Regions from separate parts of the Homo sapiens genome. Here all the other regions are linked to region 1. The links are chromatin loops, found by intact Hi-C in ENCODE. Cell type or tissue: IMR-90. All regions are shown on one strand. Links, peaks and the distances in the headings refer to the core of each region. The heading gives the core; the rest is flanking DNA.

The links. A loop is a pair of places that touch in the nucleus more often than their neighbours do. Peaks named below come from ENCODE experiments on the same cell type or tissue, not always from the same donor. Only the 100,000 strongest peaks of a DNase experiment are listed, where the experiment ranks them.
Region 2: a loop joins it to region 1, with 5 times the contacts of the local background. A loop is called at or near these places in 7 of 110 quality-filtered maps.
Region 3: a loop joins it to region 1, with 2.1 times the contacts of the local background. A loop is called at or near these places in 3 of 110 quality-filtered maps.

What each region holds. Positions count from the first base shown.
Region 1 is chr2:37,828,426-37,836,476 of GRCh38, forward strand. PIRAT1 (PU.1 (SPI1) induced regulator of S100A8 and S100A9 alarmin transcription 1) reads right to left here. Exons shown (of 4, transcript NR_110012.1): 3 at 508-613. Among named protein-coding and RNA genes, the nearest start is that of PIRAT1, 43 kb to the right of the region's middle. RefSeq lists an enhancer at 5,062-5,121. In IMR-90, for the core only: a CTCF peak has its summit at 4,353 (motif pointing left); a DNase peak (open chromatin) is centred at 4,336; H3K27ac peaks cover 168 bases.
Region 2 is chr2:37,633,284-37,641,334 of GRCh38, forward strand. No RefSeq gene overlaps it. Among named protein-coding and RNA genes, the nearest start is that of CDC42EP3, 34 kb to the right of the region's middle. RefSeq lists enhancers at 559-758, 779-848, 2,381-2,610. In IMR-90, for the core only: a CTCF peak has its summit at 4,427; no DNase peak of the experiment used is centred there.
Region 3 is chr2:37,708,767-37,716,817 of GRCh38, forward strand. No RefSeq gene overlaps it. Among named protein-coding and RNA genes, the nearest start is that of CDC42EP3, 41 kb to the left of the region's middle. In IMR-90, for the core only: no CTCF peak of the experiment used is centred there; a DNase peak (open chromatin) is centred at 4,745; H3K27ac peaks cover 1,022 bases.

The sequences.
Region 1 (8,051 bases), core at 3,147-5,646:
CCTGAAAAGCCATCTGTCTTGGCCTTTACTTTAGGAAAGAAAGTATCATAACCTGCCACAGCAGTGGGGACAGCTGAAGCCGGGGGTTACTATTCGCCCTTGTTACTATTCATGGAGGCTCTTAGGGAAATGACCAAAAAGCTCTTTATGGCTCTTGCAATTAATCCTGAAATTCTGGTTGTCACTTGTGGGTAGAAACATATGGTTTACAAATGGGTTGATGATTATTATTTCAAGGAAAAACTAAAACATTATAATGAGAGTTATAACATAATGGTGGGACAGTATAAATAGGGAGAGAATTTGTAGTGTTTTCTTGTTCGTTTTGTTACATGAATAGACAGCTAGGGGAAAATGGCATTCTATGGGGAACTGATGGGATTTATTTAATATTTATTTAAATAAATTTATTTATTTATTTATTTAGACACCTCTTTTTTCCCGTCTAAGTTATAAACTAATTAAGAGATGGACAAAGAATAAGGTAAAGGAAGGTCAAAATATTACCTTGGGCAGGGTGCAGTGTCTCACACCTGTAATCCCAGCACTTTGGGAGGCCAAGGCAGGAGGATCACTTGAGTTCAGGAGTTTAAAATAGCAACATAAGAAGAATCTGTCTCTCCAAAAAAGAAAAAGAAAAGAAAAAAAGGAGGTGAGGTGGCACATACCTCTAGTCCCAGCTACATGGGAGGCTAGGGTGGGAGGATCACCTAAGCCCAGGAGGTCAAGGCTGCAGTGAGCTGTGATCACACCACTACACTGCAGCCTGGGTGACAGAGTAAGACTGTTCCTCAAAAAAATAAAAATAAAAATAAAAATTACCTCAGTTCGTGAAAACAGCAAAGATGTGTGGCATGACTAGCTCCATTCCCTGGAATTAGGAAATATCACCACACTTATGATGAATCTTACAAAACTTAAGCCTTCCCACTCAGGGAGGGCCACATAGACATGAGAAAGTAGAGCAGAATGTGGTTGTTTTCCAGGGGAAGCTGGCTTCTAATGAGAAGGGAGGGAGGGAGGGCCTGGGCTTCCTGTGCAGATTCATTTCCCTTGGTTACCAGCAGGTCACTCACCCCACCTCCGTGGGCATTAGCCATGAGGCAAGAAGTAAGAGGAGTTTAGAAAAAAATCCTTGTTTCTGGAAACCAGAGAGGAGGGAGACACGGTTCACTCAATGAGTAGGAACTTCAATGGTTAAATGTGTCTTCTTGTAACAAACATCCATGTAACTATTTGAGGCCAGAATGAATTCTTCCTGGTGTTTCTTTAGGTGATTTCTCCAAGGGAGGCCTGTGGTATGCAGGGGATTTTTACCAAGACCAGCGTTCTCATGAGTCCAGAGGCTCATCTGCCCTTAGAGGATTGGAAGATTTGCATCCGCTTCCACAAGCTGCTAGCCTAATCCTCTAAGGTTCAAATCTGCCAGGGATCCATACCATGAAGGCAGTCCTCCTGAGTTTGCTTTGGAGTCTGACACTTTTCATTATGGACATCAGTGATTGACACCCTGATTGTACTTAGAATCACCCAGAGGGAGCTTTTAAAAAGTATTGGTACCCAGGCCCCTCCTCAAACTGAGAAAACTGAGGACTCTGTGGGTGAGCCTGGACATGGATGGCTTTACCAAGCTCTCCAGATGAGTCTAACGTGCACCCTGGCTTGAGAAGCATGGAGTGGCAGTCACAGAAGCCCAGGTTGGCAGCTGTCTCAGGCAGGAAATGTAGAATGGCAGTTAAAACTGTTAGCCCTGGAGAAGAATCCTGATCCCATTCCTTACTGAGTGTTTGTTAAGTTACTTAAACATTCTTAGTCTCCCCAGGGTGACCAAGGCCATCCGTAAAAGGAAATCCACTCCAGTAAGTGAGTTGAAGCCTTGGTCTTCATCATTTATGATGGTCAACGGAGAAGTTTCCTTTTGTTTGATGCCACCCTTCGTGTCTGTTGCAAATGGCAATGAGCCAGAACTCTGCCATGCAGATGCTCGGGTTATGCCCATGCCAGAGAGTCCAGTGTGGCTCAGGATCAATCAAAACAGAAAGTACCATCCTAAAGTCAGCGTCTGGATTTTCCCCGTCAAAACATTCAACTCCCATGGTATATATATTTTTGCTTATTCAATTCATATTTTGAATTCATATTATGAATTAGTCGAATTTTTAGATATGCTTAGTTGTTGGTCCATGTCACAGCTATCTAGCCTGTAAGGACCATTTCTTCTTGCTCTTATCTTGAGAAAATCACACACTGGTGCTTAGTTAATAAATAGTTCTTGATTATGGAAATAATTATGGCCTTGGAAGAATTCTGTTTATATAAGCAAGAACTCTTAGGTCTTAATCTTGCAACTGAAAGGGATCATAGAGACCCAGGTCTTCAAGTTGAAGGGAAACTTGCCGAGGGCCACACAGGCACTCAGAGGCAGGCCCAGATTTGACTGTTCTCTCTCCAAGTCCATTTTTCTTCCAACTTTATCATGTTGCCTCCCTATACAACCCTCTAAACTACTTCTCTCTCTTTTCTAAATCCATTTTTTTTCTGATTTCTCTTTCTGCCACAAATGTTCCGAATTTATGAAGAAAGAAAATGGAGAAAAGATTTGAGTAGACATTTCTGGTTTCCATGCTTGGATTGCTTCGGAGGATTAGTTTTACTGTTCCAGCTTGTTTCTTTATCAGTTTAAAGGGCAAAACAACTTCCACCCTTTTGAGGCAGCAAGAGGTCAGTCCTCTGCCATCCTCCCCCACGGCCAGGCAGAGCCAACTGCAGCCCATGGGTACCTTCCACCGCCTTCTTCCCTGGGATGGAGTCAGACAGACCTGCAGAGGGGCGACCACTCAGCTTGGGCAGCCAAGGCAATACCTGTCATCACTGTAGTGGGCTTGAAGCCCAGTGTCCTTCACTGCCAGCCTTGATGGCTTTAGCTGTGAAAACTCTCCTGACAAAGGAGGCTCTCACAGGCTCCAGTCATGGGAGCCCTACAGCCAGGATTTCAGGAAACTAGGGTGGAATGGGCAGAACAAGAGTTTGTCCAACAACTGAACAGGACAGGAGGTTCCTACTGCTTGGAAATCTATTTGTGTGTTCCAGAGATGTGCAGAACAAAGACCTACACATGGTTATTTTGGCAAGAACAGGAAGGTTTAGATTATCCTTTTCCACCCCGTGAAAGTGGCCACCTAAGATGTGAGTGTTGAAGGAACATCTGTTTTAACACTAACAGAGCCTCAGTGAGGGTCTCACCATGGTCTTCACTTCACAGACATAGCACAAGCAATAAGAAAGCTGCAGCTGTCGGATGCACACACAGTTAAAGGCTTTGCCTCTCCTTTTTATCTCAGTGTTTCCAACATGACAGTGAGCACCGCGTGTTCTCCAATGGGCTCTGCTCCTTTCTGCTCCCACCAGCAGCTCTGAAGTATCATGTAAGACCACATGTTGCCTCCTTAAGGTGATTTTTGGAGAGGGAATTTGGGAAATGACAAAATCAAAATATCCAGCATGAGCCTTTGCACATCGTTCATGCATTGGGTGCATGAGATGATAGAATTGGATCTGGAGGCATATGCTATGTGTAGAACAGCTTTCCCCATCTGGAGCCCAGGTGTGCAGGTTCACCCCTGAGTCCCAGACATCGGTATCAGTGAGTAGTGAGAGCAAGACAAATCCATCTCACCTACCCTTGTTCCACAGAAATGATTTTACCCCTTGAGGTACAAGGTCAAGCTCTAATTTTATTTGTAGATCAAGTTTCACAATAATTGAGCATTTGAACATGCTAAGAAAGATGGGATTTTGTAACTCATTGTTGAAAGGCAATGTGGCATAATGGTTAAGAGTTTGCATTCTGAAATTAGAGAAACTAATTCTGAAATTACAAATTTGTTCTCTTTGTGACCTTAGGAAAGTAATGCAATTTGTCCAAACTTCAGTTTCTTCATCTATAAAATAAAGATAATTATAATTCCTACCTAGAAGTATTGGTGTAGTTATGAAGAAGGAGACCACTTGTGAAAAACATAAAATACTACAAGGCCACTCGTGTCACAAAGATGCAATTCACTGGTTACTATCATTACTATCAATTTTAGAGGCACAGACTTCCTTCTAAATAAGACTCCTTTCCAAACACGTACATCTAGAGCCATTCATTCTATCTTCTCCCACTGTTAGAATGTCCTTATCTTAAGCCAAAATCTCACTACCCTTGTTTTCTGGCCTTTTAATTTGTACCTACTTTTTGAAACCGCATGGAAAAACTCAAATCCCTTTTTGTAAAGGCATTGACTGGGCCACTGTTTTGCACAGCTCAAAGGGACACAGTTCACACTGTAATCTGTGTCAATGGCACCCCCTGGTGTCCACCCCACTGGAGAGGTAAATAGGGAGGATAGAAGGGAAGAAGGGAAGGGTTGTAGAGAGGCTGGACATACTCTTTTCCATGAAAATCCCTGGTGAAGTAAGGATCGCACCAGTGTACTACCTTCCCCAAACAAAGCAGCTACAACTCTACCAACACTTCTTCATAGGACATGATCTCACATCAGAGCCCATTGTGCTTTGACCACGTTTTTCTTAAAGTGAGGTGCTCAGAGCTAAGTCAACATTCCAGGTGAGACATGACCAGGGCCCAGGAGAGCAGAATTCAACCTCCTTCATTTTTCTGTATACCATAATTAGGATGCCACTGTGATACAAGACAATCTTAGTACTGAATTCCTAGAGCAATTATTTTCTGAGCAACAGGCTTGGTTTTTAATCATACATTGTCCTATAATATCACTTCACTTGTCATGAATTGTTACCCATTTCACTTTATATAAGTGAACTATATATGTGTGTGTGTGTGTGTGTGTGTTTCTTCATACTGTCTATGTTGGGAGTTCCCTGAAATATATGTTTTTAGACATTTTAATGACTCCTGTTAAATCTAGCACGTTTCTGGGACCATAAAAATGAATCTAATTCGAATATTTAGGGAGAACCAAAGCAAAGGGACAGCATTTATTAAAATTTAAAATGGCCACTGTGGAAATGGAGTCAAGCTATTCTGTGCACACAGTGTTGCTGGGATAAAACACGCTAGAAGAAATGGCGGTAAGTTCTTATTTGGTCAATGAATCATAATTCCCCAAAAGACAAGCATGATGCTTATGGCAGCCCTTAGTAATAATTCTTCATGTGTGGTTTTCTTGCTCATATTTTCTATGTATGCGGTGATTTCCAACTACACTCTGTGGAGCCCGTGGGGTTCTGAACGGATGCTCCCAGGATGTGTGGGAGGGGCAGGAAGAGCAAGAGTGGAGGGCGGGGCTCCTGTCAGCTTTCAGTTTCCCCTAGAGCCGTCAGCCTTTCCCTGTTGTATGTATTGGCCCTCCCTGTAATATTTCCTTTGGGAATAAAAAGTTTAGAAACCATAAGTCAAGTCACACCCTGGTCACCTCAGACTGGCAGGGAGTATGATCACTTTCATGTTTCGTCTCACAAAATGGATTTCTAGGTGAAGTATATTTAAAAAGAAGGTCACCAGGCACAGTGGCTCACGCCTGTAATCCCAGCACTTTGGGAGGCCGAGGCAGGCGGATCATCTGAGGTCAGGAGTTTGAGACCAGCCTGGTCAACATGGCGAAACCCCATCTCTACTAAAAATACGAAAATTAGCTGGGCATGGTGGCGCGTGCCTGTAATCCCAGCTACTCGGGAGGCTGAGGCACCAGAATTGCTTGAACCCGGGAGGCGGAGATTGCAGTGAGCCAAGATCGTGCCAGTGCACTCCAGCCTGGGTGACAAAGCAAGACTCTGTCTCAAAAAAAAAAAAAAAAATTAGGTTAATTTCCACATTTGGCCCTAATGTGGTCAAAACTTCAACAGCTGTGGATTAAAGAGAAAGCGACCACACCATCATCACCATCACCCTCTCTATCCCTGTGAAGCCCCAGACACACACAGTGGAAATGGAATTCAGAGCTAGAGTAAACCCAGGGTCTTGACGGACACTTTCGAAACAGCACTGCAGGTTTGTGATTTCCTTCAGATTTGGAGAGAGTCTCTTGATAACTCCTACCCTCATCTTCTGTTTTGATGGCAGAAAAAAGGGCACTATCTGTCTTTGTTTTGTGTTGCTATAACAGAATACCACAGTCTGGGTAATTTATAAAGAAAATTTATTTCTCACAGTTTCAGAGGCTGGGAAGTCCAATATCAAGGTGCCAGCACCTGGCAAAGGCCTTCTTGTGGTGTCATAATCTGAGAGAAGGCATCTTATGGCGAGAGAGAGGGAGCGTGCCAGCCCAAGTCTGTCTTCCTCGTCTTATAAAGCCACTAATCCCATCATGGGCCCCCACTCACGTGACCTCATCTAACCCTAATCACCTCCCCCAAAGGCCCCACCACCAAGTACTAGCAACATAATTTGGAGATTATGTTGACTGTTTCCTTTCTCCACCTCTCAGCTTGATTCTCAGAGTTCCATGTGATTGGAGAGGCCAGGGTGGGGGGCACTCTGACATCCACCTTGACCAGTACATTGTAGCTGTGCTGGACAGACCTCCTTTAAGAATAACACTTTTCATAAGGATTATTGCTAAAACCAAACTTCTCATCTTTTTTTTTTTTTAAGAGACAGAGTCTCGCTCTGTCACCACGATCTCGGCTCACTGCAACCTCCGCTTCCCAGGTTCAAGCAATTCTCCTGACTCAGCCTCCCTAGTAACCAGGACTACAGGCGCACACCGCCATGCCCTTTTTTTGAGATGGGGTCTGTCACCCAGACTGGAGTGCAGTAGCGCAATTTTGGCTCACTGCAACCTCCACCTCCCAGGTTCAAGGGATTCTTCTGCCTCAGCCTCCTGAGTAGCTAGGATTATAGGCATGCACCACCACGCCCGGCTAATTTTTGTATTTTTAGTAGAGATGGGGTTTCACTGTGTTGCCCAGGCTGGTCTCGAACTCCTGAGCTCAGGCAATCTGCCCACCTCGGCCTCCCAAAGTGTTAGGATTACAGGTATGAGCCACCGCGCCCGGCCGCTTCTCTTCATTTTTATGTGCAATAAATATTTAGAAATATCTTCTCTTAACTCTGTGGAACCATTGTTTCTTTATCTGCAAAATGAAGTTAATAATATCTTTCATAGTGGGCACTTGTGGTAATTAAATGAAGAAGAATGACAAAATAATTCAGAGAAACCTAGAATAAAGTGGGAAAGAGATAGCAGTGAAAATCTATTGGCAGTTGGCTAAGATGGTGACCCAAACCCTAGAGCACTAGGAAGGAGAAGGATGGAGACCACCACAAGTGATGCAAATGTCACTGATCTAGAAAAAGGAATACTGTTAGGATGTTATCACTCCCCTCACACTGTGAAGTCCCAGAAAAAAAATCTTAACTATGTTCAACATAAGAATTTAACTAAAACATAATGGACTATTTCCATTTTTCTTTACTTTCAGTGCTGTAAATAAAATCAACTTGTGGCCAGTAAGTATGTACAAGCTTTCTTCCTACTCTGTGTTAGCAGTATTTAGTATACCAAAAGTGAGAAGCTTTTCATATTGGAGGATTCTATCCAATTTGATATTTTCAATTACATTTAAGAGTACTCACTTGCATCGTCTCCTATCTGTGGTGCAATTTTTTTTTTTTTTTTTTTTTGAGACGGAGTCTCGCTCTGTCACCCAGGCTGGACTGCAGTGGCGCTATCTCAGCTCACTGCAAGCTCCGCCTTCTGGGTTCACGCCATTCTCCTGCCTCAACCTCCTGAGTAGCTGGGACTACAGGCACCCGCCACACGCCCAGCTAATTTTTTGTATTTTTAGTAAAGACGGGGTTTCACCATGTTAGCCAGGATGGTCTACATCTCCTGACCCCATGATCTGCCCATCTCGGCCTCCCAAAGTGCTGGGAGTACAGGCATGAGCCACTGCGCCTGGCCTGTGGTGCTGTTAGTTACAGAGTTGAGTTAAAATACAATGACCTACAAGCTAGTTGGGCCTTTTTATTTCTCTGCAACTAATCCCTGCAACTAATTCTCATGAGTAACCATCCTACTGTG
Region 2 (8,051 bases), core at 3,450-5,949, 190 kb before region 1:
GTTGGGTGACCCAAAGGTTTATGCCTACTTGGGGGCAGTTTGAAGACCTACTAGTTAGTCACATCTACAAAGATAAGATAGGCAAGGTTTTAAAAACCCAAATCCTGTCTGGTTTCCTGCTACCACAGTAATTTCCTGAGGAATACTCCAGGATAAGAACATGCTGTTTATTACCAGCTAGGGCTTTGTCCTTGACACCTCACAAAAGTGCCTGTTCCAGGTCATGAACTTGGGTCAATCTGTGGGCAAGATGTAAGAACCCTTTGCCTCCTCTGAACTCGGAAGCAATTGAGATGACATCCATCTTTGGATGTTCTCTCCTGGACTCTACCTGGTTCCTGCTTGGTTTTCTAACAGAGGGAAAAAAGAGGATGCCGCTTTCCAACCATAAGGAGGCCTCCATCCAATCTTATCCTATCAGCTGCCAGGAAGGAAAAAGAGAGAAGTGATCTCTGTTCTAAGAAAGTTGCATTTTAAAGGAAGAAGTTCTGAATGAAGTGCCCCAATCAGGAGCAAGGATGCTTATCTTCTTTCCTCCTCTGATATGGTTTGACCGTGTCCCTACCCAAATCTTATCTTGAATTGTAGTTCCCATAATCCCCATGTGTCATGGGAGGGACCCAGTGGGAGGTAATCGAATCATGGTGGTGTTTACCTGCATGCTGTTCTCGTGATAGTAAGTTCTCATGAGATCTGATGGTTTTATAGGGGCTTTTCCCCTCCTTCTCTCTGCACTTCTTCTTGCTGCCACCATGTGAAGAAGGGTGTGTTTGCTTCCATTTCTGCCGTGATTCTCTTTCCTGAGGCCTCCCCAGCCCTGCAGAAGTGTGAGTCAATTAAACCTCTTTCCTGTATATTTAATCAACTATCTAGTCTCTGTTATGTTGCTCCATTAGCAGCATGAGAACAGACTAATACAGCTAACCCACTTTACCCTTAGCAGCATAGATTCAATTCCACCTTCTTTGTGGAATTGAATTCCTAATTCATATTAGGGTGTTGGGCAGAGTGAGTATTTGACTTTCATTTATTCATTGGATTTTACATCCAGGTTGTGCCACTAGCACAAACAGTTCATGGAGGGCCTTGTATACCTGTTTAGGAATTTGGGCTTTGTATGGTAAAGGAGAGTTTCTGAAGGTTGTTAATTAGGGACTTTATGGGTTTAGATGTTCAGTTAGAGAAGCTTAAAATATTTTTTAAAATATAGTATCTAAAAAATATTTTTAGAGCCCATCACTCAAAATTAAAAAGGAAAAACATTGGCAGGGGTCATTCTAAAGACAGTGAAATAGTTAGGAAGCTGTTGCTATATAATAGAAGCAAGGTATGATGAGGGCCTGAATGGAGTCAGTGGCAGTGGGATTGGAGAAAAGAGATTGGACATGAGAAATATTTAGGAGGCAAAAGAAGAGGGTTGTGTGGAAAAAGGAGTCACTTCCCGGGTTTTGTCCTGAGAAGCTGGCTGGATGGTATTGTCACTCACAAGCACAGGAGAAGGAGGATGGAAGCATATTTTTGTTGGTGGTGAACTTGATTTGAAATATGGTAAATTTGGGGTTCTGGCAGGCCAAACAAGCAGAGATGTCCAGGGCTCATCTGGATATTCAGGTCTGAAGCCCAGGAGTTGTATTTGGGCAGGAGATAGAGATGTGGGAGTCATCAGAAAATAGATGGCAGTTGAAGCTCTGAAACAAGACATCACCAAACAGAAGAATGAGAATGACCCTAGGGTGCGTGGTAGCAATGGGGTCAGTAGTCGAAGAAGAACCGGGAAGGATTCACAGTGGTGTAGTTGGTGGGAGAGAAGGAAAACCAGAGAGAAGGGAGTGAGAGGAGCAGCAGTGCCCTGGAGAGTCAAGTGCTGCAGAGAAGAGAAGAAAGGGAGGTAGGGTGGGGAACATCTGTGACTTTAGGAAGGTGGTTCATTGGTGACTGCTGAGCGCAGCTTCAGTGAACGGTGGCAGTAGATCTGGAGGAAAGTGACTCAGTGAATGTGAGGTGAGCAAATGGAGACATTGGTGTAAATGCCCCTTTCGAGGTTGTGGAAGTGGCTCACGTTTTTGAGGCAGGGCTGTGTTTGTTTTTCAGAGGTAGGGACTCGAGCATATTCTCTGCAGAAGCCCCCAGTCAGTGAGACTGGTAAAGACTGTTGTCATGTAGTCAGAGGCAGAGTCTCAGTTCTACTCCTTCTCTTATCTCTGTCACACTGAACACTTCTGCTCTTTCTTAAATCACCAGTTGGCTCCTGGGGCTCCCAGGCCTTTCTGGGTTTGCTCTGGGTTTATTCACCTCTTGTGTCAGTCTGTTCTCATACTGCTATGAAGCAATACCCGAGACTGGGTAATTTATAAAGGAAAGAGGTTGAATTGACTCATAGTTCTGCAGGACTGGGGTTGCCTCAGGAAACTTATGGTCATGGCAGAAGCGGAAGCAAACATGTCCTTCACGTGGCAGCAGGAGAGAGAAGTGCAAAGGGGGAAAACCCCTTATATAAAAACATCAGATCTTGTGAGAACTCACTATCATGAGAACAACATGAGGGTAACTGCCCCCATGATTCAATTATCTCCTGCTGGGTCCCTCCCATGACACGTGGGGATTACGGGAACTACAATTCAAGATGAGATTTGGCTGGGGATGTAGCCAAACCACATCACCCCTGTTAGAGGTGGAGGATTTGCTGTGCCCCACTCACTGCCACCCCCACTGCCACCAGGGCAGTCATGTCTCACATGGTGCGACATTTGGTATCCCCACTCCTTCACCCACTTGTGCCTTCAGAGAGGACTCGGAGCCCTCAGGAGAGCTACAGGGTAGTCCCGTAAATAGCCAGGGGCCAGTGAGATGATGTACTCTGAGGAGAGGCTTCCCACAATACAAACCTTAGGTGTCAAATGTGCTATGAGGACACTGAGGCATTGTACCCTCAGCACCTGTGGCAGGTAGGTGGGGCCCAGGCCAGCCACAACAGCCCTTTCATTTCCCCATGGTGCTGTCCCAATGTCATAATTTTCTTTGTCATGATATGGGAAGCACTGCCTGATGGGGCCCCACCTCCAGCACATTGGCTGTCTCTCTGTCACTTGGCTTCCTGAATGGTATTTAAACGCCCCCCGCATCACTGTTGGGTCTCAGCAAACTCTCTGGCCTCTTGTTCAATTTGCCCTCTGCATACTGGGAAGGCCTATTTAACTTTGCCTGGCATCTGTGTGGAAGAAACACTTCTTAGGCAAAGAGCTCCTGGAAGACAATCTCCCTAGCAACAATGAAGCATCCTCTCTACAGTCTTTTCTGCCTCTCTTTTGTTGTTATCTGGATGACAGGGATTGAATCTGGCCTCTGCCCATATCAAATGCTGTCTGGGGCTGGAAACAAGCCTCAAAACATGTTTTAAATATTTTATTTCCCCCCGTCTCCCCTAAGTCTGCCCACCATGCATACGCTTGATTAAAGTTATGCCCCAGTGATCAACTGTGAGTGACAGTGACCCTCCTAAAGGTAGTCTACTTAGCCTCTGGGCTCAGGCAACACACCTGTGTCTGATTAGACACTGTTACCCTGCTTGAACCTGTGCCACATGAAAGCAGCTTTCTCTTGTGCTCTGGTAGTGGGAGATGCTTTCTTGTAATGTTAATGCAGGGCTAGACTTTTCTCCTGCTGATCCTTTGCCTGGAATGTTCTCCTCTTCCTTGTCACCAGCCAGAGCACCACTAAATCAGTGTAAACTCCTTAAGGGAAGACTAAAGTCCTGGGAAGTGGGGTCATCCTGGCCTTATCTCCTTAAAGAACCTAACTCTTCAAGGGGGTCTTCCCTGTTAACCCTCTGTATTAGTTGGCTAGGGCTGCAGTTGCCAGTACCATGAACTGCGTGACTTAAACAACAGAAACTAATTGTCTCACAGTTTTGGAGATCAAGATCAAGGTGCCAGCAGGTTTGGTTTCTCCTGAGACCTCTTTCTTTGGCTTGCAGATGGCCACCTTCTTGTTGTGTCCTCCCATGGCCTTTCATCTGTGTGTGTGCATCCCTAATGTCTCTTCCCCTTTTTATAAGGACGTGAGTCCTATCCAATTAGGGTCCCACCCTTATGAGCTCATTCAGCCTTAATTACTTCTTCAAAGGCTTTAGCTCCAAATATAGTCACACTGAGGGTTAGGGCTTCAACATATGAATTTTAAGGGAACACAGTTCAGTCCACCTCATTATCCTTAACGTTTTCCATTTTTCTGTATTCTCTCCAGTGCTTGGGTATTGCATCAGTTTCCTATAATTGCTTTAGCAAATTACTAAAAACTTGGTGGCTATAAACAACAGAAATTTATTGTCTCACAGTTCTAGAGGCCAGAAGTCTGAAATCGGTGTCACTGGGCCGAAATCAAGCTGTCAGCAAGGCTGTACTCCCTCCAGAGGCTCTAGGGGGAAATCTGTCCCTTGCCTTTTTCACTTTTTGGTGGCTGGCAGCATTCCTTGATTTCTGGATGCATCAATCCATCCTCTGTGGTCACATTGTCTACTCCTCTTCTGGTCAAATTTCCCTTTGCCTCTCTCTTATAGGGACAATCGTGATTGCATTTAGGGTCCACCCAGATAATCCAGACTAATGCCCCATCTCAAGATCCTTAACTTAATCATATCTGTAAGGCCCCTTTTACCAAATAAGGTGACATTTATAAGTTCCAGACATTAGAATCTCCTATCTTGGGGGCCATTATTCCACCAGCCACAGGAGTATTGTTCATAATATATCATTTGATGTTTAAACAAATGATGTATCATTTGATGTTTAACAGCTGACCTACAAAAAGAGCCCTTGTTGCAAGGGCAGGAGACACAAAGATGTTTTTGCTGGGTGTGTTCAGACAAGATCACACCCTTCATACCATAATCTAGAGCCTTGGCTCTGTCCTCCCACATGACCTTCGCCTGAGGGGAGGGGCTGGGGACTAGGGAGCCAAGGAGTCTCCCTGGGGAGGTGAGGTTTCAGATGATCCAGGGGTTGGAAGAAGTTTCTCCCATGCATTTTTATCTCATGGCTGGTTAAGAGGGGTGGGCATCCCACTCCCGGAAGCCATTTCACTTTGAATACTTTGTTTACTTCTGGTTAGAAGAGTCTTCAGGAGTGTGGGCTCTGGTAAGAAGGTCCCATTTTCCCTGGACTTATACAACCAGGTCTGCTTCTTGTGTTTTGCTATCGTGACACTTTTACAATTTTTCCTCTCAGTTACCTAAGGTACCTGATGAATAGTCAACATGTTTGTGAAGTCCAGAGTGCCAGATGTATTGAAAATGAGCAATTTTAATCAACGGTGAACCTACCTCTTTATATTTTTTTTTTAAAAAGAGGGCGATTACTGAAGCTTCACAAATAGTGCTTTATTTAGTCATAGGAGCCATGATCTGGTACTAGGATGGGAGGACTTTATTGGCTGCTAATCTAAGATTGTGTTTGTCTGTTCTTCCTTCTTGCCATTTATGGTGGAAAAATCTTCCAGAGCACCACAGGTGTTTTGTTTCTTGCTTCTAGTCCCATCCCAATTTCATTTTCATGAAATGGGAGTCAGGTTTGGAAGATAATTACCAATTTCCTTTTCCTACTTTTAACAATGCCCCTGCTTACGGTACAAAGTTGTGTCTGAACATTACTGCTTATTCTGAAAAACTCAATATGTAATTTTTAATGTCGTTTCAAGCCTTTTGAAGTTTCATCTGTTTCTGGGGCATTGCTAATGGTTTACCTTACAACGCAGAAAGAACTTATAAAGGAGATGTCAGGAGAAAATAATAATCTCCTCAATGCAATCATGTCATTAAGATGCTACTGTTAAGAGTGGGGGATGAGGCAGAGGAAAGACCAGACAGTGACTTAGAAACATGAGCATTTGGCATCGAAGGCATTACTGTCTTGAAGCCTTCTGGCCTGTAGGGTGTATGGAAACATGTCAGTTATGGAGAGTTTTATATTAATCTCCTGTACCATCTAATTTGGTTGATTCAAAATTAGGTTTAATTACAAGTGATCTTCTGGCACTAGGGAGACCGGCCAACAATAACCTTCATTATCTCTTCTGGTGAAGGCCACATTTGCTCTCAGGTAAATCTCTCAGAAAAGCTCATCACTGCCCATTTTTCTTTGGTCCCAGGCAAAATTATGCATTACATGAACTCACTCTTCATGTTTTTCCTGGTCTCTCTTGCTACCTGGTCCCAGGCCAGTTGCTAGAGACTTGTGCTCCCACAGTGGGCATCTGATAAGTGAGTTCACTTTTCACTGTTGGTGGCTTGCAGATGTTGTTACTCCTGGAATTATTCTAAGGGGACTCCATGCCTAATAGAAAAAGCCTCACCTAAAAAGGAACCCATCTCCAAGGGTAGATTTTTCTAGCCCTGGGGCAGCTGAGTGTAGAAGAAATTGTTTTGAGCAGTACTGTTTTTCTAGGGTCACACAAGTTCTGCCTATTTCACTTGTAACAATGCTGCCCATGGGTATAAGGATGACATCCTTTGGAGTTTTAATGCACATTTCCTGGGACTTAAAGATGGGAATTTTCTATGGACACAGTACCTCAAAGGGTTTCTTTGTTGGGATTTTCGAGACCCAAATGTAATGAAAGAATCTTTTCACTACAGATGATCCTTGACTTATGATGGGGGTTACGTCCTGATAAGCCCATTGTAAGTTAAAAAATGTAAGTAGAAAATGTGTTTTCAATTAAGAACCATCCTAAGTCGGGAACCATCTGTACTTTTGTGGGTATTTGGGGTGCAAACGTTGGGGACCATGTGTTATGCTGATAATGACCATCTTGCTGATGTGCCTTGTAGGGTAAGGACTCACCCTGGGAGAGACTGTGAGTTTCCCTGAGGGGTGGACAGTCCACACGTCACCTCTGGGAAGAGGCAGGTCCTCGGAAGTCTGGGGCTTCTGCTCCTCTCTGAGCCTCAGTTCTATGAGTCTGGACTTCAAGGAGTTTGAGAGAACTTCCAGGGCTGTTTGTTTCTACTCAATTGAATTGTTTTTCCTACTTTGTAAGCCATAACTCCTGGCTCTCTTGGGTTCTAATGACCCAGGAGACTCTTCAATGACATTTGGATTCTGTTTCCTGGGGAGCTTTCTTCCTTAATCCTGGGGATACTCAAAGTGTAAGCCAGCCTGGGAAAAGATGGATTGAAAGGAGTTCCGAGGAGGGAGGATCACGAGTTCAGGAGATCAAGACCATCCTGGCTAACAAGGTGAAACCCTGTCTCTACTAAAAATACAAAAAAAATTAGCTGGGCGTGGTGGTGGGCACCTGTAGTCCCAGTTACTAGGGAGGCTGAGGCAGGAGAATGGCGTGAACCTGGGAGGCGGAGCTTGCAGTGAATCGAGATGGCGCCACTGCACTCCAGCCTGGGTGACAGAGGGAGATTCCGTCTCAAAAAAAAAAAAAAAAAAAAAGTTCCTGGGGCTGGGCACAGTGGCTCACGCCTGTAATCCCAGCACTTTGGGAGGCCAAGGTGAGTGGATCATTTGAGGTCAGGAGTTTGAGACCAGCCTGGCCAACATGGTGAAACCCTACCTCTACTAAATACAAAAATTAGCCAGGCATGGTGGTGAGCACCTGTAGTCCCAGCTACTTGGGAAGCTGAGGTAGGAGAATCAGTTGAAACCAGGAGGTGGAGGTTGCAGTGAGCCGAGATTGCGCTACTGCACTCCAGCTTGGGTGACAGTGAGACTCTGTCTCAAAGAAAAAGTTCCCGGGGATATAGCTGGTGGGACAACTGCCCAGTGTGTTCAGCCCAGGGACTGCAATACCAGCTTGCTTCATCTGGAGTTGTTTCAGGAGACACTTAGCCCCTCTCACTTCCTTCACCTTCGTAAATGACTTTCCCTGAGCACCTCACGTCAACCTCACTATTGAGGTGTCCCTACTCTGGCCTTCAGGTCTCTGAATGGGCACTATAGACTGGGCATGAGCTTTCACAAAATGCTGGCTAATTTTATATAAATATCTATCCTGGGAACCACCTGTTCAGCAGTCTGATTCTAGAATCTTCTTCTACTGGAGTCTTC
Region 3 (8,051 bases), core at 3,450-5,949, 120 kb before region 1:
ATGAATAGTGCTTGTGTGTGTGTGTGTGTGTGTGTGTGTGTGTGTGTGTAGGGAATAGAGATTGCGGAACATTCCAGACAGAGGCTCAGCATACCCAGTGGTCCTGCAGTCGGGAGAAACCTAGGACTTGTAGGGAATCAAAAGGACATTGTGATCAGACCATAGGGAGCAGCGGGGATGATGGTGAGAAATTAGGTTGAGGAGACAGTCAGGGTCATGTATCACAGATTGTGGAACATAGGTCAGCTGTGTTAAGGGTTTTAGCCTTCAAATGTGAGAATGAAAAGGCATCGAAAGATTTTAAACAGGAGTGTGTGCCCGCATGTCAGTGTGTGTGCATCTGTACGTGTGTGTATGTGTGTGAGACAGAGAACTGAACAGATTTGCATTTTAAAACAATAATTCTGATAGTGTGGAAATCAAGTTGGAGGAGTGCAAATGTGGATGCAGGGAGACCAATTTGAAAAGATTCAAGTAAACATAGGCAGTAAATTATGAGGGTTAACGGCCTCTGGTGATCTTAAAACTACCCAGATACGTTCTTTAAAATCTTCAAAACTTCCCACTTATCGACTTATGCTGTGATACTTAAATCCTTTTCAAGCACTTAAGTATTTTAAGATAAAAATGTGAAGAACCTATTGCTCAATTTATGATCATTCATATTACAACCAGAACACTGCCTACTATTTTCAATATAAACCTCTGGGTGGGGGGTCTTGCCATGGTATGCCATTGCCAGGGAAGGTGGATGGGGAGGGTTCCAGTGAGGCAAGGCAGGGTGCTAGGGGCAGGAGGTCTCTCTCTGAGCACCTGGAGGCCCTCAGGGTGGCCTTACCTTGGTGTGCTTACCACAGCTTAGGGCAGGAGCCCTAAAACTTGATTCATTACCTTCCTGCCCCAACTGCCCTAGATTTCTCCAATTTTATTTGAAATAATTTATTCATGATACAGATTTTAACATGGTCATACTTTCAATAAATATGCTTGAGCCATTTTTTTGAGGAGGCAACAATTTAAAAAAAAATCTATGCAATATGACCGAGAATTCCCAGAACACACAATTTTGCAGTGAGAGAGGCGTATGGAAATCAGGAGTGTATTTCATTCTTGTCTTCAACTAAAGGTTTAACAGCAATATTAACTATAATGGAGATGAATGAGCTCTTGCAAACAAGAATCAACAATTGCCATTTAAGTGTTGTTTTTGAGAAATAATTCTGATTCAATCAACGCATTAAAATATTTTAAGATAAATTCTGCTGAAGAAAACTAAGAATGGTGCTGTCCAGGTAATAGAGTTAAAACAAATCTTCACTAATTTTTGTTTCACAGGATAGTGAAACAAAAATTATTTTATTTAGTTTTTTAACCACGGTTTAATGTATATATATTTTTCAGCCTCCAATTTTGTTTCCTTTACTGTAGTATTTCTCGGCTTTTCCTTCTAGAATGGTTGAAAAATTTGTGATGGAGTCTATGAAGAAATAGATTTCAAAAACCAGGGAAAATTTTAGATTGGCGAATGGTTCTGCTTGGAAATACATCTTCTACTGAGGTTGGAGGCTGATGAGGAAAAGTAAAAACAATGAGGGAGGTAAAGCAAGAAAAGAAACAATACACTACAGATAAGCAATGAACAATTTTGTTTCCTGGGGGAAATGCAGAATTTTCTGTTTTCTAGAGATGTGGCCAACTGGGAATAACACCTTCCTTGTCTTCCAAGCCACAGATGTGGGCTTTTCCAGTCCTAACTTGGAGAAAAAAAATTAGGTTGAAGATATATACACAAAATTCATACTCTGGGTTTCCCACCAAAACATGGAACAGAAATGGAAGACAACAAGGTAAAGAGCATTGGCTCTGGAGTCATCCAAACCCGCGTTGACTACCCGTTATAAACAGTGTTTTGTCCTTCAAAATTCCTCGGGCTTCCGTTTCCTCATTTGTAAAATGAAATGACTTTGCAGGGCTACGGTGAGAAAATACATATGTGTGGGAAGATAGCCTATCAATGTAAGTGTATAAATATCTCTAAAAAATCTCTCTATATACAGATAGCAGTATTTATCTCCATATCTGTATTTATATCACATAGTCAGCACTCAATGGCTAGATGCATTGGTTATTATTGTTGTCTCGAGGTAAGATAGGCTTAGAGTTTTAGTGGTAGGCTGAGTAATGATCCCCCAAAGATGTTCGCATCCTAAAGCTTGGAACCTATGAATCTTGCCATATGTGACAAAAGAGGGTCTGCAGATGTGATCAAGTTGAAGATCTTGAGATGGGGAGATTACACTGAATAATCTGAGTAGATTCGATGCAAACCCAAGGGTCCTCATAAGTAGGATGCAGGAGTCAGAGTCAGACAGGAGGAGGCGTGATGACAGAAGAGAGGGACAGAGAGAAAGAGATTTGCGGATGGTGACTCTGAAGATGGAGGAGGGGGCCATGAACCTGTTGGAGCTTCCCCCACAACAACTTCTCTCTGGGGGTTCATCTGTTGAGAGTCACAATCGCAATCTTATAGGAGCTGGAGCTTTGCAGGGAGACCCTGAAGACACCCAGAGGGAGGCTCCCCAGTGCTGTCTTTGGAGACTTGCAGGCAGGTGCCTTGTCCTCTCTATCACCAGCAAGTAAACTGCAACTGGCCCTGCACCTCCTTTTGAGATGACTTGGGATTTGATGGGAGCTCAGGGAGCCAAGGAAGGCAAAGAGAAGCAGGAGCCCCGCCACACACATTGCAAGTGGTGGATTGCTGGCTGTGGTTTTCCTGGAAGGCTCTTAAATGGCTTTCAGGACATTCTTTGTTGGGGCCCTACATTCTTTAGCAGGGCTATCATGACTTAAGGGGTGTGGCCAGCAAGCCACATCCTCAGGGTGTTTTGTGGGCTGCTCTGCAGTGTGGCATAGGGACCCTGGCTTGAGAGACCTGCTGCTCTTTAAATCTATTACTCAGGAAGTGTTTGGCCTTTTTCTGCTTATTCTGGTGAAAACATATCTCCAGTTTCCCACTGTGAAAAAGACTTTGTCCTAAAGTTTTGGGGAACTGTTATTTAGAGTCCTTACACCTGCTAAGATATCTCCCCAAGTCCCAAAGGCCAAAAATAAAAGGCAACTTTCTACCCCAAGCCACCATAGTGGCTGCACTATGGTCAGACAAGTGGTCATCATCCTGGTCTGTAACATCTTGCTCACTCCTCTGTGCTCCCATATACAGTCATAGTGTATAGCTGCATTAAAGCACTTGTTTCAACATTTTGAAATTGTGCTTTCCCCATCACTTAGAATCCATGCATTCTTCAGTGCTGGGATCACATCTTATAGAGCTTGGTATTCCCAGATATTAGTATGGTGCTTGTCACGTAAGTTATTAATAAATGTTTCTTAGATGAGCAAACTTTACCTCTGTGGTAATTTGTGTAGCTGCTATCCACTCGATGTAGTTGCTTTTCAAAAAACTGAGGTATAATTTACATACAATCTACCAGAAAGTGTTAAGTATTCAGTTCAATTATTTTGACAGTTGAATATATCATGACAATTGACTACACCAAAACAAGAGGCAACCACTGTTTATGTCTTTTTTTAACCAGAGATTAATTTTGCCTAGTTTTGGACTTTATAGAATTGGTTTATATATTATACACATTTTGTGCAGCTTCTTTCACTTAGCATAACTGGAAGTCTCAAGTTTTATTCATACTGTTACATCATCAGTAATTTTTTTCTTTTTCCTTTTTTTTTTTTTTTTGAGATGGAGTTTCGCTCTTGTTGCCCAGGCTGGAGTGCAGTGGTGCAATCTCGGCTCACCACAACCTCTGCCTCCTGGGTTCAAGTGATTCTCCTGCCTCAGCCTCCCAAGTAGCTGGGATTACAGGCATGCACCACCACGCCCAGCTAATTTTGTATTTTTAGTAGAGATGGGGTTTCACCATGTTGGTCAGGCTGGTCTTGAACTCCCGACCTCAGGTGATCGGCCCGCCTTCGCCTCCCAAAATGCTGGGATTACAGGCGTGAGCCACTGTGCCTGGCCAGTAATTTTTTCTTTTTCTTTTTGACTAATATATATCTATTGACTAATACATATCTATTTCTTTTTGACTAATATTCAATTTATGAATATGCCAGAGTATGTTCATCCACCCTCATATTGATGAACATTTGGGTTGTTTCCAGTTTGGGCTGTTATGGAAAAGCTTCTTTGAGTATTCTTGTACAGTTCTTCTTGTGGACATATGTTTTCATTTCTTTTGAGAGATATTGAGGGTGGAATTGCTGGTTGTAGGATACATGAAGAAGTTAACTTTATAAAAATCTGACAAACTATTTTCCTAAGTGGCCGTACCATTTGCATTCCTACCAACAGTGTTTGAGAGTTCCATTTCTCCACATCCACATCAACTTTTGGTATTGTCTTATCTTTACATCTGAGCCATTTTAATAGGTGCAAAATGGCATCTCATGGTGGTTTTAATTTCCATATCAGTGATGATTAATGATGTGGAAAACACTTTCATGTGCCTATTCCTTGTTCTTATACTGTAGTACCCACTAATCCCTGGGGGATTCATTCTAAGAACCCCAGTGGCCGCCTGGAACCAAGTATATTACTGAACTCTGTATGTACTATTTTTTAAAAATCTGATAACTAAGGCAGCTACTGACTAAGGGGTGGGTAGCACAGACTGTGGATATGCTGGACAAAGGGATGATTCAGCTCCCTGGTGGAACAGAGCAGGATGGCTCAAGATTTCATCACGCTACTCAGAATAGTGGACGATTTTAAACCACAAATTGTTTATTTCTGACATTTTCCATTTAGTATTTTCTGACTGTGGTTTACTGTAGGTAACTGAAACTGGAAAGTGAAACCAAGGATAAAGGGAGGGACTACTCTATGTATCTTTTTTTGTGAAATGACAGCTTCAATCTTTTGCCCATTAAAAAAATTAAATTGTCATATTATTGATTTGAAAGAGTTCTTTATATACAATGCATACATGCCCTTTGTCAGATATATGTACTGATTTGCATATTCATTTTCTTAATGGTATCTTTTGGTACACAGAAATTTTTGTTTTAATGAAAACCAGCTATCATTTTTCATAGTTCGTGCTTTTTGTGTTCTGTCTAAAAAAATTTGCCTACTCCAAGGTTGTAAAGTTACTCTTTTATGCTTTCTACTAGAAACTTTATTATTCTAGGTTATATTTTGTTCTATGTTTATCTCAAACTATTTTATTGTATGGCGTGTGACAGGAGTCAAGTTTTTTGTTTGTTTTTTATATGGCCATCCAGTTGTTCCAGCACCACTTGTTAACAAGTCTTCTTTTCTTCATGAAATCACCTTGTCACATTCAGTTAAAAATCAGTTGATTCTAATCTTGATGTGAACCTAAAACTACTCTAATAAAGCGTTTTAAAAAATTAATTAAGTCTATACATATGAGTCTATTTCTGGATTCTGTTCTCTTGATGTATTTGTCTATCTTCACGTCAATACTGCAATGCATTGATTAGTCTAACATATTCGGTTTTAGAACTGGGTATTATAAATCTTCCAACTTTAATTTTTTCAAGATTGCTTTGGCATTTTCATATCAGTTATAGGTTCAGCTTGTAAATTTCTCTAAAAAGTCCTACTGAAATTTTGATGACTGTATTAAATTCACAAATAAATCTGAGGAAAATAAATATCTTAACAACATTGAGTCTTCTACCTCATAAACATTGAATGTCTCTCCCTTTTGTCTGGGTTTCTTTAATTTCTCACATCAGTGTTTTACAGTTTTTTACTGTAGAGAAATTGTACACCTCTCTTAGCATTTTCCTATTTGATATTTTTTGATACTATTGCATATAGTATTTTTTACATGTTGTTTTCCAATTGTTTACTGCTGGTATATAGAAATAGAATTGATTTTTATATATTGACCTAGGTAAACTCATTACTTAGTTCTTATAGTTATTTTGTATCCATAGTTTTCTATATAAACAATTGTGTCATCTGCAAAGAATGACAGTTTTACTTTCCTCTTTATACGAATTACTTCTTTCTTTCCTTTATCTATATGCCTTCTATTTCTTTTTCTCCTCTTATTGCATTGGCTACAACTGCCAGTTAAATGTTAAGTAGAAATGATGAAAGTGAAAGTCCTTGCCTTGTTCTTTATGTTAAAAGGAAAAATCAGTAAGTATTATATTAGCTGTAGGTTTTAAGAGATCCTTTTCAGCAGTTTGAAGAAGTCCTTGTCTATTTCTAATTTGCTCAAGAGTTATTATCATGAATGGAGGTTGACTTTGGTCAAACGCTTTTTTATGCATCTACTGAGATCATTGTATGGTTTCCCTTTATTCTTTCATTGACTAATTTTCAGATGTGAAACCAATCTTACATTTCTTTAAAAACCTTCACTTGGTCATGATGTGTATTTTGGAAATATATTATTGGATTAGTTTTGCTAATATTTTGTTAAGGTTTTTTCAGCTGTACTCATAAGGAATATTGGTTTGTAATTTTCTTTTCTTATAATGTCATTGTCAGTATTTGGCATTGGCAGTATGCTGGCTTCATGGGAATTATTCTCTCCATCTCTAGTTTTGAGAGAACTTGTGTTGACTTGGTATTATTTCATCCTTAAATGATAATAGATTTCATTGGTAAAGTCACCTAGATCTCAAGTTTTCTTCATAAAAAAATTTTGATAATAAATTCAATTACTTGAATTGACATAAGAATATTTATTTATGTTTTTATATTTCTGTTATATATTTCAGTAAGTTGTGTTTTTAAAATTATTTTTCTATTTCATCTTAATTGTTTAATTTATTGACTTAAAGTTGTTCATAATATTTCCTTGCTATCTTTTTCATAACTATAGGGTCTGTAGAAATGCCCTTTTTTTTCATTTCTAACACTGGTAATGGGATTTTCTATTTCACTTATCAGTCTTGCCCTGGGTTTCATTAATCTTTTTTTTTAAACACACTTTTAACATTGTTGATGTTCTCTTTTTGTCAATTTTCTGTTTTATTAATTGACATTCTTACCATCATTTTTCTTTCTTATACTTTGGGTTTTAGTTGTTATTTTTCTAGCTTCTTCATGTGAAGGCTTAGATAATTGATTCTATACCTCCCTTTTTTAAAAAATTGAATGCTATACATTTCCCTCTAAGTACTTCTTTAGCTACATCTCACAAATCTTGGTAAGTTGGGTGTTCATTATCATTCAGTTCAAATGATTTCAAATTTCTTTTGTAATTTCTCCTTTGACCATATGTTATTTAGATATATAATGTTTAATTTTCAAATATTTGGGTTTTTTCAGATATCTGATGGTTATTGATTTCCATATTGTCATTATGGTCATAAATGTACTCTGTATGGTTTCAATCTTTTTAATTTTAATGAGTCTTATTTTCTGGCTCGGCATTTTTGATCTATCTTGGTTAATAGTTCATGCAAAGTTAAAAAGAATGTATATTTTGCTGTTTTGGGAGTGGTGTTTTGTAAATGTTGATTAGGTCAAATTGGTTGACAGTGTGGATCAAATATTTTTAAATTATACTCTTTTCCCTGCTTTTTAAATCAGTTACTCAGAAAGTGATGTTAATATGTTTAACCGTGACTGTAGATTTGTCTTTCTCTCATATTAATTCTACTTGGTTTTGCTTCATATATTTTCAAGCTATTTTTTTCTCTCATCTTTTTCCATTCATTTATCCTGCTTTTTCTGCTCTCTTTCAGGTGAATCATGTATATTTCAATATCCCATTTAATCTCCTGTATCAACCTTTAAGCTCTATCTTTTTGTAATACCTCTGTGAGGTTTTTTGGAGTTATTTTAGATATTATGCTATGCATATTTAAATCATCTTAATCTACCTTCAATAATATACTACTTCATAATCAATGGAAGACACTTCCAATTGAATAATTTCGTTTAGAGTCCTTCCACCCTTTGTGCTATTTTTAAAAATATTTTACTTCTACATGTGCTATAAATTCCACAATACATTATTTTTGCTTCATTCAACAATCTTTTA